Regions from separate parts of the Homo sapiens genome. Here regions 2, 3 and 4 are each linked to region 1. Evidence: chromatin contacts called from ENCODE Hi-C data. All regions are on one chromosome and are shown on one strand. The core of a region is the stretch at or near the end of the contact, and the rest is flanking DNA. Distances in the headings are between cores, read along the strand shown.

The links. A loop is a pair of places that touch in the nucleus more often than their neighbours do. Pooled maps may share reads with other maps.
Region 2: a pooled map shows a loop between it and region 1 (8-fold over the local background). The contact joins the promoter of LYSMD3 here to the promoter of RASA1 in region 1. A Hi-C loop is called at or near these places in 11 of 50 pooled maps.
Region 3: a pooled map shows a loop between it and region 1 (4-fold over the local background). The contact joins the enhancer-like site here to the promoter of RASA1 in region 1. A Hi-C loop is called at or near these places in 2 of 50 pooled maps.
Region 4: a loop to region 1 is called in a pooled map, with 4 times the contacts of the local background. The contact joins the enhancer-like site here to the promoter of RASA1 in region 1. A Hi-C loop is called at or near these places in 5 of 50 pooled maps.

The regions. Positions count from the first base shown.
Region 1 is chr5:87,264,917-87,269,132 of GRCh38, reverse strand. It overlaps RASA1 (RAS p21 protein activator 1), which reads right to left and starts at 1,250. Exons shown (of 25, transcript NM_002890.3): 1 at 143-1,250. The coding sequence starts at 681. RefSeq lists enhancers at 479-528, 286-1,173, 1,227-1,521 and silencers at 709-888, 1,229-1,478.
Region 2 is chr5:90,526,479-90,531,036 of GRCh38, reverse strand. LYSMD3 (LysM domain containing 3) reads left to right here and starts at 1,453. Exons shown (of 3, transcript NM_198273.2): 1 at 1,453-1,589. RefSeq lists enhancers at 797-1,056, 1,682-2,182 and a silencer at 1,167-1,416.
Region 3 is chr5:82,355,480-82,359,971 of GRCh38, reverse strand. No RefSeq gene overlaps it. Among named protein-coding and RNA genes, the nearest start is that of RPS23, 79 kb to the right of the region's middle. RefSeq lists an enhancer at 2,186-3,385. Within about 2 kb of position 2,876, at least 26 of the 41 ENCODE cell types and tissues checked have a DNase peak (open chromatin) inside an H3K27ac peak, as active enhancers do.
Region 4 is chr5:91,278,529-91,282,874 of GRCh38, reverse strand. No RefSeq gene overlaps it. Among named protein-coding and RNA genes, the nearest start is that of LUCAT1, 34 kb to the left of the region's middle. RefSeq lists enhancers at 1,474-2,415, 2,158-2,417, 2,416-3,357. Within about 2 kb of position 2,719, at least 39 of the 41 ENCODE cell types and tissues checked have a DNase peak (open chromatin) inside an H3K27ac peak, as active enhancers do.

The DNA.
Region 1 (4,216 bases), core at 1-2,500:
ATTCCTACCCAAGAAACCTGAAACTTCAAAAACTTTTCCTAACAAACCACAGATGAAAAGGACAAAGTATGATTTACCCCTTCATTTCCACTTCTTTTCTGGAGCCAGCTTCCCAAATTCCTGAACAGCAGTCTTAACTTACTGGTTAGTTGGAGGAGCGGTCAACGGTATGGCCACCTCTTCCTCCTCGTATTCTGGTCCATCCAGAGAGTCACCTTCGTCCACTGTCCCGAGGCCCGCCCCCAAAGGGGGCAGGTAAGGGGGAGGGGGCAGAGGGGGAAAACCGCCGCCTGGCCCGAGAGTCTCAGCAAGCAACGAAGTGGGCAGTTTGGTGAGAGCCATGTCTCCACTAGGTCCAGCAACAGCAGCACCGGCCACGCCAGCAGCAGCACCAGCTACGCCAGCAGCAGTACCTCCCCCTGTCAGTCCAGCTCCCCCCAGTGCCCCTGCCACAGACCCGGCTCCTAGGAACTCTGACCCCAAAGCGGCTCCGCCACCCAGAGTTCCAGCCACTCCGGTCTCCACCAGCCCAGGATAGGGGGCGGCTGCCACAGGCAGGGCCGCGGGTATCTTCACCCGACACACTGCGGGATAGGCACTGGAGCCCGCTGCCGCGCCGCCTCCTCCAGCTCCGGCTGTTACCGGGCCGCCCTCCTCACTGCCGGCCTCGGCCGCCATCATGTTGAAGCCCGCTCTACTCTGCCCTACCCTGCCCGCCCGGGAGCCCCAGGGGCCACCAGGCCCGGGCTCCGAGCAGCCCCACCCAGACGCGTCTCCCCTTCAGCTCCCCAGGCTGAGGAAACAACAACAAAAGGAGAGAGCCCGCCGCCGCGCCCCCTCCTAGGGCCACAGCCCAGGCTCCCCAGCTGCCTGGGTTACGGGAAGCCAAGTGGGCAAAAAACCCAACGCCTGCACAAACGCCACCCAAACCTCACCGCACACACCCACACTCACGCACACAAACACATGTACAGAAGCGAAAACTTCCTCGCTGCACTAAAGAGGAAAGGAAGCACAGGGAAAGAGGCTGAGGCTGCTACCGCTCCTTCAGCCGCCACCACCGCTTCTTCACCACCCCAGTTCCGGCCACCCACACCGCAGCCACCGCCGGTGCCGCTGCTGAGGCTGGGGCCACTGCAGCCGCTTCATCCTCCACCAGGCAGATGAGAGGGGTGGGGGGGCAAGAGAAAGGGGGGCGGGGTAACGAGGAAATCGACTGAACTGCTCACTACCTGGAGCTCTCAGTGAGTGAAACGGGAGAGAGAGAAAGGAAGGCGGGGCAGGGGAGGAGGGACGGAGGGAAGGAAGGGCGGAGAAGGGAGAGGGCAGCTTGTGCGCAGGCGCGTTCCCGGAGCGGGGGCGGGGGGCCGGGCCGGGAGGAAAAGGAAGAGTCCAGAGGGAAGGAAGCGGCGGGGACGCGCGGTGCGTGGTCGCGCTTGCTGTCCTCCTCCGGTTCCAAGCGTGTGGCGGCGCGGCCGCATCTCCTGTTGGCGTGGCCGGCGGCGCGCGCCTGTCTCCCGGGGCTTTGTTTGATGGGCGGGAGAAGAGGGAAGGGTACCTGAGCACGCGGGTGCTTGGCGCTGTTAAAGCCGGAGAGACCAGAGGGGGACCAGGAGGCGGTGGAGAGGAAGGAGGGGGAAAGGGAAAGGAAAATGCCCAGAAACTAGTTCCGTACTTCCTGACCAGTGGAAAAAACAGCCTTAACCAGCAGCGCAGAAACCGGGCAGGGGTCAGGTAGCTTTGAAGATCGGGGCAGTACTATTAATGTTTTCTTTTTCGTTGCATGCTATAAATCACTATGACTATCTCACACACACACAGTTAAAATAGATTCTGAAACTCCAAAACGAAATAAAGGGCACCATATGAGAAGGGTGAAGAATTTGAGTAGAAATAGTGGTTATGAAGTAAGATTTCTACCAGTATTTGCATACGTTTTTCTTTATCAACTGTCTCATATACTTACCTATGCCATTATAAGTCTGTTGGATACTGATGAAGAGGAGGAGGTGCCACAGAAAACACTAATCAATGCACTTTTGTCCTGGTTTGTGTGCAAAAGACTGCAGGACGTGATCCACAATGCAAGCACCTTCAACAAGTCAAATGTCAAGAATGTCCCAGAATGCTAGTTATAATTATATATCGTTTCAAAAGTAGCAATAAACTGAAAACTCATTTTTAATACAATTAAGGAGAAGGGTGTTATTTTGTCTTTTACACTAAAATGTATACAAACTATGCATTCATGTAGAGGGAGCTTCCCATGGTTTGAAATTAACAATATTGTTAAATTCTCCCAGGAGTGATCCCACATTAAATACCATTGGATATTGATCTTTGAGATCAATATTTTCTGTGCTAAGGATGATCAAACTAACACTCAGGATGGCAAGTGGCTGTGATAGAAACCCAGGAAAAAGAGAAAAGACCACTAAAAGACGTGACAAGATACAGGCAATGCATTGCCTTTGTAAGTTTGCACAGGCCTATTTACCTAGTCAATGACAACAATCCAACTTGATTAGGAGTAGTCCTGGGGCCTCCATTACGCATATCTCTTAGCAGTGTGCTACCTGGGAGAAGGAAGATGGACCAGTCACAGGAGCTAGAGTTCTCAAAGTGAATTCAGGCCGCAACATCCTAGGAATTCAGAAATGCCACCTCAGACCTTCTGAATCAGAAAATATGCAGCGATCCATTTTAACAAACCCTCCAAGTGATTGTTTGCACACTTAAGTTTGAGAACCACTATATTAATGTATAGTATACTAATCAAGAAGGAGGTATGCAATACCTAAAAACGGTTCTGAAAGAAATAATAAATGTCATTCATTAGGTGGGTAGGTAAAATAGGCGGGTTTTGAGTTGCCAAGCTCTGTGCTGTTCTAGAAATGAGAATGAAGTAGTTCCATAATACTTAATAATGAAGTACTACTTATGGTGGCCTCCCTGAGAACAGTTTTCTTTTAAACTTAGACCCTCAGTTAGACAAGACTATCAAAATACCTACTCTACTTACTGTCTGCTGTGTGAACACCAAGTGCAACAATCCCAACAAATCTTAATATAGCCTGTGCTTGAAAACCTCCAGTGTGTTAGCATCCCAATCCTCCAACATTCCTGTCCCAGTCACCACTGTCAGCCCTTGAATGCAGGACATTGAACTGGCAGGTTATCACCGGCTCTTGGTTATCACTGATTTCTAAATGTTCACACACCCTCTGTATGTTGCCTGGGAGTCCAGGTGAGGCTCACTACTCTTACTGCAGAATTACCTCCTCCTTTTTGACAATTCTTTAGCACTTGTAAAGGTCAATATTTAATGCAGTCTAACACCTATCAAATGCTCAATTAAATGTTTTCTAGACTTTTAGGTGTATGTACCTACAAAACTGTACTGCAAATACAACCTGTGGTCTATTCTACTGCCTAGCCCAGTCCTAGGCAACCTCAGTATGCTACTTTGAACAGATCTTCATCCTTTTAACAAATACCAAATTTGATCAGCTCCCATCTTTGGAAATCAATTTCTTAACCAGTAGGAAATAACTACTATGTCTATTTGTAAATCAGCCTTATACCAATATCTTACCTAGTTTTTGTTTAGCCTTAGAGTTAGCCCTGTTCTTTTCCTCCAAAGAAATTGCCACATATTTTTATGAGGTATTTTCAGATATTTAATATATTCCTATTATTGGATAGATCTAGGCTCTAATCTTTACTATTGCTTGTGTACTTTCTGAATCTCAAATACGTTGTCTATCTTTATTTTCATTTTTTCCAAAAGGATTTAATGTTTCTACTTAATTTTTGTCCATTGCCTTTCTTTTCTACCCACCTTAACTTTCTGCCCAGTTAACAAAGGGAAGTAAACTATCTTAATTAAATTCACAGATATTAAACAGGGAGGTATTGAAAAACAGAATAGTACACAAAAGAAAGAAAATTCAAAATATATTTTACCTTTAGTAAAATAAGCTATTATATCTGTGATTTTAGAAAAGTTACTCTGGATCTTGAAACATAGTATTTAATGAAGACTAAATAATAAAAAGTGCTGGACAAAAACTTGTGTATGAAAAGAAACTGAAAATTTAAGAAATGAAGTTGGCTCATTCTGGTTTCATTGGCAACTGAAATATGAATGTGGCCGGGTGCGGTGGCTCACGCCTGTAATCCTAGCACTTTGGAAGGCCGAGGCGGGCAGATCACA
Region 2 (4,558 bases), core at 204-2,703, 3.3 Mb before region 1:
AAAAGTAACCTATAGACAGAAAGAAGGTTGTATTCCCATTAACATTCATGAGGGCTAAGCAGCCGAAGTCCTACATATCAAGCAGGGAATATATCCTTTGTCTGCTGATGAGAGAACGTCTCAGTGATAAATGGTTACAGACAGGGGTGTCATGAGGGCAACAACACACAGAACAATTCAGACAAACTTTTTAAAAAAGTCTTCTCCTGCAGTTTTTTTTTGTGGCGCTGGGAAGCACAGTGCCTATCCCTGCTAATAAAAGAAAACTATTGCAATGCAAAACTCCTAACCTTTGCAGAGGCACTTACCAGAAAACCAAAAACATACTCTTTGAAAAACAATTTAAAACCAAGCTTCAAAGGCTTTCTAATGTATAAATATTCAGACATTCTGAAAAGCACTGCTCTGCACCCTGCACCCCAGCTATTTGTGCCTAAAATGGATATTGTCGTAACAGTTAGCATGGTTGTCAAAGTGCAACGTCTCTAATATCAACACTGAGAGACATCAGACTCATTAAAATGCTTTACATTCATTAATTAGGTTGGTGCAAAAGTAGTTGCGGCTTTTGCCAAAGTCATACATAAATTCAAACACATTATGATACTCATTTAACACATTTGTGATAAAAATCATGTATGAAGTCATGAGTTTATTTAATAAGCTAATATTCCATAGAGTCCAATGGTGACTACCAATGACTCAGTTAATTTTCAAACCAAAATAAGTTAGATTACAATTTGTTGACTCCCTTGACTCCTCGAGCCAGGGAAAACATTTCCTGGGGCCTGACTCTAGGTGGCTCACTTCCCTCACCTAAAAACAGGAAGGGTGAGACAACCCCCTCCAACCCTCGTCCTCGGTCCCCCAAGGATTTCTCTCCAGAATTCTGCCTCTTCTGCAGCAGTCTGGAGTCTTCAGCATGAAAAGGGTAACAAACATGGCGCAATTTTCTGAAACCGTGATGTCAACAGTGTTTTTGAGGTGTCCTTTCCCACCCTAAAGAAAATTCGAGATGCACAGCAAGAAAAAAATGCAAGACAGCTCCCCGACACATCCTGAGCCACGCCTCGTCCTCAGGGTGCACCCGACAGTCTCTGCCAGCGCAGTGTGGACGCTGGACAAAGACGCAGCCAGTAGGTCGCTGGTGGTCGCGGGTTGGATCCGCTGACTTGGCCACCAAATCTTTTCCTCGGGGAGTGAAGCGGCACGGAAGGAGCGGAGTCAAGGGCGGGGCTGGGGATTGGACCCGCCCCCGGGCCCGGGGATTGGACCCGCCCCCGGGCCCCGGAGGAGTCCCTGCGCCTGCGTGCCGGGCGTGGACCTGTGGTTGGACTCCCCCGTTTTGGGCTGCCCTCCGCGTCCTCCCCCGCCCCTTCCCACCTCCGCCCACTTGACGCGATGACGCATCTCAGGTTTGCGGACGTGGCGGCGGCGTACGGCCCGGAAGGCGGAGACGTTGGCGGCAGAGGCGGAGGCGGACGGGGTCAGCCCAAAGCAGAGGCTCGGCCATGAACTTACCCGGGACAGCGGCGGCGGCGGACCTTTTGGCCATCTTCTCGCAGAGTGCTCCCTGCTAACGGGGACAGGTAAAGATGGTGGCAGGAGGTGAGGGTAGCCCGGTCCAGGAGGGCGGGGTTGAGCCCCAGCTGCGTCCTCACGGGAGGCGCTGAGCCTCGGCCACAGGTGTGGTGGGGGCTGCAGGGCCGGGCTCGGCCCGTGTGGCGGACACCCCCGAGACAGGGAAGAACTTCCAGACCAGCCCTGCCAGGCCCTCTTGTCACACTGTCGGGGAAACTGAGGCTCAGAGGAAGGACGCCTACCTGCTGGATTACCTGGGCAGCTAATTTCCCACCCAAACACAGCATTTCTCCCACGACTTTATGTTGGCGTGAAATATTCGCTGACGGCATCTTGTCACATCGTTCAAGTGTCATGCTGTGACAGAAGACTCTGAGACGTAATCTTCGCTGACGATAGCAGGGAAAGAAAAACTTGACGTGTGGAATACAGAGGGAGGAGGTAGTTAAGTTTTAAAAAACAAAATTGTCCCTGGCAGCGGATAGGGTGCCTTTGATTCTGTCCCTTTGCAGCTTTAACTTGTGCCCTGTGACCCTCTTATTGCACCTTGCTTAGTTAAAGAAGGTCAAGGCGAAACACCCAGCAGCCATTCTACAGTACGAAGGTGTTTGGGAAACCGTTTTCAGTTACAGACTGAGCTGAAGAATGCTTTAACACTGTTTTGTGGCCCCTCGTAATCTAGGTAGCACGCAGGCTTGTTCCAAGTTTCTGAAAGGGAGTTCGTGCCTTTTTCCTGCTCTAAGAGAATTAAGAGAGGTGAATAGAATTGAGCCAGATGACTTAAATATTATGTATTTTCTAATCTCTGAGTAGTAGACTGGAGTGATCGCCTGGGTCAGTCTGTTCACTTCGGTTGAAGACACAGCCAGTTCTTGATCATTCAGAATACCCAGATTTGTAACACGATAGTCAGCTGCCTGCATTTCATTATAAAGGGGAGTGGAGAGATAGTGAGACAGGTGAAGTTCTGACCTTTAAATTATATTTAGAAATATATCGTGGAGAGAGGTTGATAGAAACAAGTATCTAAAATGGCTTTGGGGCATTGCTTAGTGATTTTCAGTTAGCTGCACTACTAAGCCAATTTTGAAGTTCTAAGTACAAATTATTAGGGTGAAACTGTCTAACAAGACACATAAGTAGGTCGGTATAGCCAAGTGTAAATTGCTGTATATTAAGTCTTAACTTTTTTGATCATGGATGCCTTTTGAGAATATGAAGCAATGAAAATTCTCCCCAGAAAAATATACATATGTATAAAATTTGCCTGGAATCTACAGGATTCAAAGACATTCCCTAGGTTAAAGACACAAGATTAAAAAAAGACCTGGTTAAATGAGTGGAAATAAAACTGTTATCCTTGGAGGAAAAGATGTGGTCATGACTTCAAAACTGCTTTTGAGATATAAAATGTGATAGTTTTCTTTAGTTTCATAGCTGTCAAGTTAGGAATCCTAGTTCTTGGTAATAATGTAGCACTTCAGAGAACAGTTGAAATAATCTACTTAACATATAGCTATTAGTTATCTGTGTTATCTGAATAGGAACTCTTGAGCTTTTAAAGCATTATAATATTGCCATTAGAGCAAGGTCAGAAAGTGCTTTTCAAGGGTTGGATTCAACTATATTAAATAGTTTTAAAGCATTTTATGATAAGTATATGCCTAGAAAGTACAGGTTGGGTAGTCCTTACCTGAAATGCTTGAGACCGGAAGTGTTTCAGATTTCTTTGGATTTTGGAATGTTTGCATATACATAATAAGATACATTGGGGATGGGACCTGTCTGAACATGAAATTTGTGTTTCATATTCAACTTATACACATAGTCGGAAGGTAATTTTATATGATTTGTGCACAAAAGTTCTTGTACCTGGAACCATCAGCAGGTAAAAGTGTCACTATCTCAGCCACCCTTGTGGAAAATTTGTGGTTGTTTGGCATCACCGTCATTCCTAACTCTGAATTTGTATGCTACTAATAAGCAGTCATTTTCTTACACTTTTTCACACATAAGTGCTTAACAGTAAAAAAAAAAAAAAAAATACCATTAATACAGTGAAAAAATAATGTGTTCAGGGTACCTAAGCACATCACCAGAATACCTGTACAGGTTTAGCATTCCTAATCTGAAATCTGAAACGTCAGTTGTGGAATTTTCCATTTGTGGCTTCATGTCAGCACTCAAAGTATTTCAAATTTCAGAGTATTTAAGATTGGATTTTTGGGTTAGGGATTCTCAACCTTTGTAATTTATTGTCATCCATTTTATATACTCAGAGTTTTGGAGTTGGTCTTTTCTGTTTTTTGTTTGTTTGTTTTTGTTTCGCTTGGTACTCATCCATAGTATTCAAAAAATAGTGAGTCTTTGAGATGTTATTTTGCTTTGGCTTCCATGACATAACACTTCCATGGTTTCTCCCTCTTCTGGACACTCCTTATCCATATTTTCAGGCTGATTTCCTTTCACCAAGATACTGAATTTTGGACTTCTTCAAGGCTCAGTCTTGGACCCTCTTCTTTTTCTATACTCTCTAGGTAATATATGTACTCACAAATTCATTTTCATCTATGTGCAAATTAGTCATGAAATTTTATTTCTAACCTAGACCTTTTCTCTGAGTTTGACTATATAGCCCATTTGTCTATTTGCCATTCCTTTTTACTATCTTAGAGGAATTCATAATCATAGCCATGCACCTCCTCCCCCAGCTCCTCTTCCATATCTCAGAGAATGGCACCACAATGTATTATGCAAATCAGAAATCTTGGTGTGATGCTTAATTTACTCCCTCTCTTCATGTCTGAACCACCTTGAGTGCAAAGAATTTTATCTCCAAAGTGCTTCTTACTACTTCCCTCCATCTTTCCCAACAAGAACTGAAAGCAGTCTGCCCCTTCTTATGTGAATAATTAACACGAAGCCAAAACTGTGAATGTGGAATTAGTTTTTTAGGTTCTTGTGTTCCTAATTAAAG
Region 3 (4,492 bases), core at 1,627-4,126, 4.9 Mb after region 1:
AATATTCATTTGGCACAACTAATGTACTCCTTACTCTAGAAATTAAAAGCTTTAAAATGATGTACTGCCTCAGAGAAATGGGCGCCAGAGTTTCATGTCAGAATGCTTTGGTGTTTGTTGTTTTTTGTGTTTGTGTGTGTGTGTATATGTGTGTGTTTTCATTCTTACATGAGTTCTCAGAAAGTACAGGCAGACAAAGGTCCAACTCGCAGGTCTCAAACTGCAATGCCTTCAAGGCTCATAGAGCAGAGATGGGGGCAGAGTTAAAAGCATTTGTTGCTGTAGAAATCGTTATTTATTATTAAGAAATAGGGGTGTAGAATGTCTTTTTCTTTTGGCAGAAGCCGAGGCCCTGAATCCTGCCTGTATGAATGACATGTAAGCTGTGGGCCTGTGATTCTTTTTTCTGTTCGTTTTTCTTCAGTTTGGCTTCATCTCAAGAAAAAAAAAAAAAAAAGTACACATCTTCCCCTACGAGAGAAAGGATGACTTACAGTACTGAGTGTGTGTGTGTGTGTGTATGTGTGTGTGTGTGTTGCCCTGAAGTAATGCCAGCATCCAGAACTGCAACCTTACCTTTTCAATCCTTAAGAACCAGAGACATAGTTGCTCCTGCTCAGCAAAGGCTACAGCCAGTTCCAAGAGCTCCATTAGGACTTGCATTAGGACCAGGCCACCACCACAGTGAGCTCCAAGGTGGGCTGGTCCACGTCTTGTGATCAAAATGACTGATACTAGCACCAGAGTGTCCATCATTATAGTTTCTTCTTTTGCTTCTTCAATGAGAAGGAATGGGGATTTTCAATTAAAGTTTTAAAATATCTTCTTTCTTCAAGGTCTTATCAGCCAACTTGTAAATTGTCTTTCAGCTCAGAGGACAGAAATTCATGGAAATAGGATGTAGGCATCCCTTTTATTTGTCTCCTCCTGCACCTCTGCCACTTGCAGGCACAAACTGTCCTCAAATGATGAAATATCAGCTATTTCCCAGCATCTTTGGGAGGTGCATATACTATTGCAATGCTGTGTTTGCAAGTTCATTATAATAAAAGTGAAATTCAAAATGAGTACATGTAAAGCAGAAATTCAGAGCCCCTCTAGTTAACACAGTCATTAATTTACCTTTCTTCTTTTTCTTGATTTATGAAACTGCTAGTTGCAAACTGATGTCAATTCAGAGCAGGAGCCAGGGTGGACAATGGATCTCAGCATCTGACTCTTTTGGAGCAGCTGTCTGAACCACAAGGAAAAATAATCAGGCCTGAAGCCAGTGGGAGAATCATCATAACAGACAATACAACCCATTTGTTTAATGAAGAAAGAGTTAGGCAACCTACTAGAAACCACAGGCCTGATCTACATTTTTCAAACTTACGACCATGTCTAGAAAAGTTGCTTAACTCTTCTGTGCTCCATTCTTCCAATGCTCAGAGCTCCATGAGACTCACCTGGAGCTCCCATGTGACTCGATGCCTGCTCCACCTCTCCACACCTGCACAACTATCAAAATAACCAGCAAGGAAAGCTTTATTTAAAAAATGAAGATTCCTTGCCTTCACCCCAGGTCACATCCAGGCCTATGAAATGGGAAATCTGCCTGATGGGGCATTTTAACCAGGAGAATCTAAATGAGCAACCGAATTTAGAAATCACTAGGCGGGAACAGAAAGAGCAAACGCACAATCCAAGAACCACTTCTCCTACCCCTTTGTCCATGACAGACATTAATAATCAACATGAGCACTCTTTCCCTCAGAACGCAGCCAAAGCTCAGGAGGTCCAGGCAGCCACTCCCAGTCAATGAGAGTGGCTGGCTCACAAATTGAAACCTTTCTGCCATCCCTGAGTGAGAACCCAGCAGTCCACCAGTACTGTGTGTTCAGTCGCACATTTCACCCAGCATCTAGAACAGCTCAACGTATAATCCTTTTAGGTTTACAAAATCTTTTCAAACACCTGATCTTCTTTGAGCATCCCAGAAACCTTGTGAAGTTAAAAGGGTATGTATTATTATACCCACTTGACAGATTAAGAAACTGGGGGTCACATTAGTTCTTAATCTTGCCCAGGGTCAGATCGCTGATGAAGAGTAAGGACAGAAAATCCACCCAGATCTCCTGTCTCCTAGACCAGCATTCTTCCTTCTGTAACAAGCTGGGCATGGAGTATTGAGGGCAACATTACCACCTGAGCTTAGCAAAAAACAGACCATACAGCAAACAGTACAGAAGGGGAAGGTGGGCCAAAGAGGTTTAGTAAATTGACCAAGGTCACAAAGCCTTAAAACCAGCAAGCAAGAACCCCAAGCAGGTCTGTCTGATGAATCTCTGTTCTGTGCTCTTCCTGTTTAGATGGTGTGTCCTCCCAGATCAGCACAGACTAGGAAAGGGCCTTTCCTCTCCTCTCCCTGAGTTCACTCTGACACACCCTGCTCGTCTGGCCCTCCTCCCAGACTATTTCCCTTGTTTCCGCTGGTGTCATCCTCTCAGCCACACTCACCTCTCCACCACCCACCCCCCTTTTTGACCCTGCAACTTCCTTCCAAATGCAGGAGGAAACCGCCCAGCTTACTCACAAGGGCCCCAGCCAACAGACTGCAGATAAGACAAGCACCTTGGCAGCGAGACGTGAATATAAAATTGCAAACAGCTTTTGAAGTTACAGATCCGTAATCTTCTAAGCCAAAGAAGAGGGGTTCGCCTCTTCCCCCCGTCATCTGAATCAACACTCCAAAGGACTGAACTGAGTCCAGCCAGCTTCGGATGTGATCTCACAAGCCCGCCTGCCACACATGCATTTCCAGCCTGTCGCCTGAGCAAAACCCCCACGAGGCTTGTCACCACTTAACACAGGGGACATGTTTCTACAGAAATCAAAGCAAAGAGATGTGTTTTGCTGCCCTTTCATGTGGTCAAATACATCCTGACTGACCCGGTTATGCCCTTAGTTGAAGAAACTAAACACTTTCAAGTTTAGAAGGGAAGATGCTCAGGGTTTCTGGAAGACGGGCTGACTCACCTCTACTGCATAGTTGCCTGTAACCTTGGCCAAGTTACTTAATCTTTTTCATCTCAATTTTTCCATCTGTAAAATGGGACTCTACCAATGGCACTTTCCTTTAAGATTCTTGTAATTATTAAAATAGTTGGTTCACATAAAAAATGTAGGGCAATGATACACAGTCAACCATAAATATTTACCATCACTGTCATTTTAAAACAGAAACAAAAGATTTGAGGACGTATCCACATGACCTTTGGAATTTAGATGCATCCCAACAGGTCCCTGTTGTATTTTAGGTTCACAGTAAACAGGTTTTGATGATCAAACCTAAAACTCTGATGTTTCTGTCATTATTATTTTCAATGGAATGATTTGCATAGAATTAACAAAGAATTAACAAAAATTACCAAAATTTCTTTTAGAATTAAGTCAGCATGAGATAACACTGCTTGCTGAGATTATACATACTTCCTTTAAGCTTCTATATAGGATACATTTCTCCAAATTTTCTACAAAAAAGCATGCATTATTTTATCATTGGAAAAATTAAAATAATAGCACATAATAAGATGAAGCACATTATGCCTCGTAATGTATAAACATGGATATCTACAGGAAATGGCAATCAAAGCATAAATGAGTCCACTAAGGTTGCATCATGGCTTTCCCTACTGGCCCAATCGGACATTTTTTTTGGAAAGTTTTAGAGACCTAAGTCTCCACATCCAAATGGAAATGAGCCCCAGATATTACTCATATATTATTGGCAGTACTTTCTGCCCAGAGAATGGCAAAACAAAGAAATTTTTTTGCAAATGGAGGCCACCACCTGGATTTGTGAATGCATGAGCCTCAGCCACACGAGGCCTGTTTAGGGTTGATCTGCCAACTGCACAAAGACACACATACACACACGCACACATGCACAGCCCAAACACTGAGTTTCATTTCCACTGCTTTGTTCCTATGGAGTACTGACAGATATTGGCAGATCCTATTTCACTTTTTTCTCCATGAACTCTGGGTATTTCAGCTTTTTTCTCCCAATTTAAATAGTTAAAAATGTGGCCCAGTAGGGGTACTTTTTCAATGGGTAAAATATTAATTCTTATAAGTCAAAATATGCTAGTGTCCTACAAGCATGCAGAGCAAAGTTTAAAAACTGATGTTAAAAACCCCACTTTGAAGTACATACTCAAAGATCAGGATCTGTAGGGAATCTAATCTGTTCTTAGGCTCTATCAGCTGGGTCATTTGGCATGGGACGAAAGCCCAAGGGACCTCATACGTTGGCTGCTGTTTGGTGGTAAATTCTGAGCTTCTCAGAAGCTGAGACATCTGAGCCAATTCCACATTTGGACACTTCTAATATATTTTTTAAAATGTGTTAAAATACTGCTACAAAAATTATGGTATTTTTCATACATTTATATTTAGCAAATAAATGTTTTTGTCCCAATAATAATTTTAATAACCATATGCACACCAT
Region 4 (4,346 bases), core at 1,470-3,969, 4.0 Mb before region 1:
TTTTATTTAGATTTCCTTTATTTCTTTCATCTCTCCACTCATAATCAAAGAACATTAAGTACTTGCTCAGGTGTTTTAGACTCTTGTCTAAGGATCTTGCCCAAGGTCACTGTATTAGTCTGTTTTCACACTCTATATATAAAGAAATACTTGAGACTGAGTAATTTATAAGAAAAAAAAGAGGTTTAATTGACTCACAGTTTCACATGGCTGGGTGGGGGGCCTCAGGAAACTTACAATCATGGCAGAAAGTGAAGGGGAAGCGAGGACCTTTTTCAGAAAGTGGAACGAAAGAGAAGAATGAAGGAGGGGCTACCAAACACTTATAAAACCATCAGATCTCATGAGAACTCACTATCACGAGAACAGCATGGGGGAAACTGACTCCATGGTCCAATCCCCTCCCTCCCTCGATACATGGGGATTACAGGTCCCTCCCTTGACACGTGGGGATTACAAATCGAGATGAGATTTGGGTGGGGACACAGAGCCAAACCATATCAGTCACTGAACCACTACGTTTGTGATGTACATTCCCAAAGCTTTTATTAGTTCTAGGATCTGGACAAAGTACCTGTACTACCTCTTTGTGATCTGATCAATAGTTTAGTCAAGTTCAATAATACTGATAACACAATACAAGCTTCGTTTACTGAGAAATTTTTTGCATGGAAATGTGCTAAACCTTTTATAGGCATCATCTCATTTAATCCTGCCTGCTTTGCAAACAGGTGAAATGGTGATTATAATCTCCATTATAGGCTTAGAGAAGCTAAGTATCAAGTCCAAGTTCACACCGTCATAAGATGAATTTGGGTTTTTGAACTGAAGTCTGACTTGGTAAATGCCAAGGCAATATCCATATGGATATGCTAAGAATAATGAATCAGAATCAGGCACAGTTTTTAAAACATCAAATGATGTATGTAATTACTTAAAATCTTAAATTTTTATGCAATAATTTGACTTTTTTTTTAAGGCTAGCGCATTAAGTATACCTCCCATTACAACTAGTTCAAGTATATGAGATTCCATTTCTGGTCCATATTACTCATTTTGCTTTCTTGGGCTCTGATCCTCTCTCGTATTTTCATGTTTCCTATTTGTATTTGTTTGGGGCTTTTCTCTCCTTTACAAAATTGGGTAGTCATGCTTCTCCAGTAACCTTGGTGAGTCAGTTCAACCTCTAATTACTTCAGTCTCCTTGCCTGCAAGAAAAGCAGTCAAACTACACGAACACTCTATTGTTTTGCATCATTTCACACGTACACAGGGATAAGGAGGGAAATAATTCTCCCAATGAAGCAGAACCACCGGTAACAGCTGGCACAACTTCTAAAGACCCAGTCTGTCTTGAAAAACAGCCGCAAATTGTCCCTAAATAATAATTACCCCACCTGTATCAGGACTATCTCACTGACTAGCTGCACTTCATGACACAATACCTGCTATTAACTCTCAGCATGGATATAAACATTGCCATAATATTTTTTAAAACCAACAATGTATCATTTGCACATTAGGACAACAGAATGTTAGTTAAGGCACAGAAAACACAAAGGCATGGCTACCCTGTTCTTTGGTGACTCCATATCTAATTATTACCACACATGTCTCCAGTCTTTAGACAAATTTAGTTATTATAAGGGTGGTTGGACAAATAGCAAAGATTTGATTTTCATTAACAAAGGGCACATCAGAACCGAGTTAATCCTTCCCAGTTACCCAACATTCAAAGCTTCTAGTGCAGTCACTTTCTAGTCATTTTAGAACCCAGAGCAGTGTGACGATTTGATGCTTAAGTTTCAACACGTTTTATTAATCCATTCTTCTTGTGCTTCATTTAAAATATTGGAAACTATAAAAAGATCAGCGTGTTAATCCTCTGCCAGGAAACGGGAAAAAAAAGTTAAAAACCTAACAACAACACGAAAAGAGCAAGAGCGCTGGAATCTCAGCTTTGAGGAAACACATGGGATGAAAGCATCCGCCCAAGCTCTAACCATTTGTCACATGGGACTCTTCCCCTCGGGGGTGAATCCTGGATGTCCCCAGGATGGAGCGAGGAGGTCGTGCGTGCGGGCGAGTGTGTGACTGCAGGGGGCCTTGGCGGCGCGAGGAGGCGACGCCGCCCCCTCCCTCAGGCGCAGGGAGGGTCTTCCAGGAAGCGGCGGATCTCTGCTGACTCCGCGGCTGCGGGCCCCGGGCTGCGGCCGCCCAGGCCGGCACGTAGCGCCGAGCGTGACTCAGCGCTGACTCATCCGACTCGCTGCCAGTGGATTTCCCCCGTCAGCTGCTCGCGCTACTCCTGTCGCCGGGAGCTCGCAGGACTTCGCAGATACCGCTGCCTCCTTAGTCTTTCCTGAATAGCAGAGCAGTCCTGTCGCTTTAAACAGAGCAAGGCAGCTTTCACTGCTTTTGAATCCCGACCGAGCGGGGCACTGCCGTGCTTTGTTTTCTTTGCCTTTAAGAGTGCAATAGTCCACTAATCAAATTCTTTCATCAAAAGAGTGTTGGGACAAATCCCTGACATCGTCCTTCCACTGTGATTTGGAGATGACCTCCACCCAGGTTTCACTTCCGTTGTACCCAGCTCTCGTCTTATTTTTGTCCCTCATTTTGTGAATTTATCCTCTCACTACGCTTGATAACTAACCTTGGCGCAAACCCACAACTGTGGTGACGCAAATCAGGTTGGAACTTGGCATCGTTGTGTGCGGGCAGTGAGGGACTTACTGTAAAAACTGGGGCCTTCATAAAGGCGTTCTTATTTGCAATCCTACTTGCTGATTAGATACCGTGCTCATTTTCTGTCTGCCACTCCCCTTTGAAAGTTCCTGAGACAGGCCGGGCGCGGTGGCTCACGCCTGTAATCCCATCACTCTGGGAGGCCGAGGCGGGCGGATCACGAGGTCAGGAGATCGAGACCGTCCTGGCTAACACGGTGAAACACCGCCTCTATTAAAAAATACAAAAAATTAGCCGGGCGTAGTGGTGGGCGCTTGTAGTCCCAGCTACTCGGGAGGCTGAGGCAGGAGAATGGCGTGAACCTGGGAGGCGGAGCTTGCAGTGAGTGCCACTGCACTCCAGCCTGGGCGACAGAGCGAGACTCCGTCTCAAAAAAAAAAAAAAAAAAAAAAAAAGAAAGAAAGAAAGCTCCTGAGACAGATTTAGATGGACTGCTAAAACCTGTCCATCTAAATGGACCGGTTTAGATGGACCGCTCCCGGTCGTGCTCATTTCTTCTTCCCCAGAGTTCAATCTGCAGCGCAGCAGCAGGGCAGCATTTCTCTAACTTTACCGTGGACCGCCTGCATCAAAAGCGCCGCGGTAAAAATGCAGATTCTTGAAGCTCACTTCAAATTACAGACTCAGAATGTCCTGGCTGGGTGGGGGCATGGAGGCACCTGTCTGAGGTCGGGGCCTAGAAATAATCCATCGTATTAACCAACTACCTATCAGTGATTCTTAGGTACATTTAGGTTTGACAACTATAGCAAGAGGGCGAGGATGTGAGACATTATACTGGGTAGACTCTAGGACTCCTTACGATATAGAACACTGTGTTCTAAAATTGATGTTTAAGTTTTGATGGAAGGAAAAAATATTTCCAAATTTGGTTTTATATATTATATTGTTTGCTTTAACTGTATATTTATATAGACAAATTTCTTTTCTTTTTTTTTTTTTTTCTTTAAAGAGAGAAGGCCGAGGCGGGTGGATCATGAGGTCAGGAGATCGAGACCATCCTGGCTAACAAGGTGAAACCCCGTCTCTACTAAAAATACAAAAAATTAGCCGGGCGCGGTGGCGGGCGCCTGTAGTCCCAGCTACTGGGGAGGCTGAGGCAGGAGAATGGCGTGAACCCGGGAAGCGGAGCTTGCAGTGAGCCGAGATTGCGCCACTGCAGTCCGCAGTCCGGCCTGGGCGACAGAGCGAGACTCCGTCTCAAAAAAAAAAAAAAAAAAAAAAAAAAAAAAAAAAAAAAAAAAGAGAGAGTCTTTCTGTGTTGCCCAGGCTGGCCTCGAACTCCTGGGCTCAAGGAACCCTTCCGCCTCAGCCTCTCCAGTAGTTAGGACTACAGGCGTGCACCACCACTCGGCTCTTTTTCTTTCTTCCTTTTTATTTTTATTTACTTATTTTGAGACATGGTCTCACTCTCTCGCCTAGGCTAAAGTGAAGTGGTGGGATCTTGGCTCACTTCAGCCTCACCCTCCCCAGAATCAGGTGATAGTCCCACCTCAGCCTCCCCAGGGGCTGGGGCTACAGGTGTGTGCCACCATGCCTGAATAATTTTTGTATTTTTTTAAGAGACAGGGTTTCACCATGTTGCCCAGGCTGGTCTC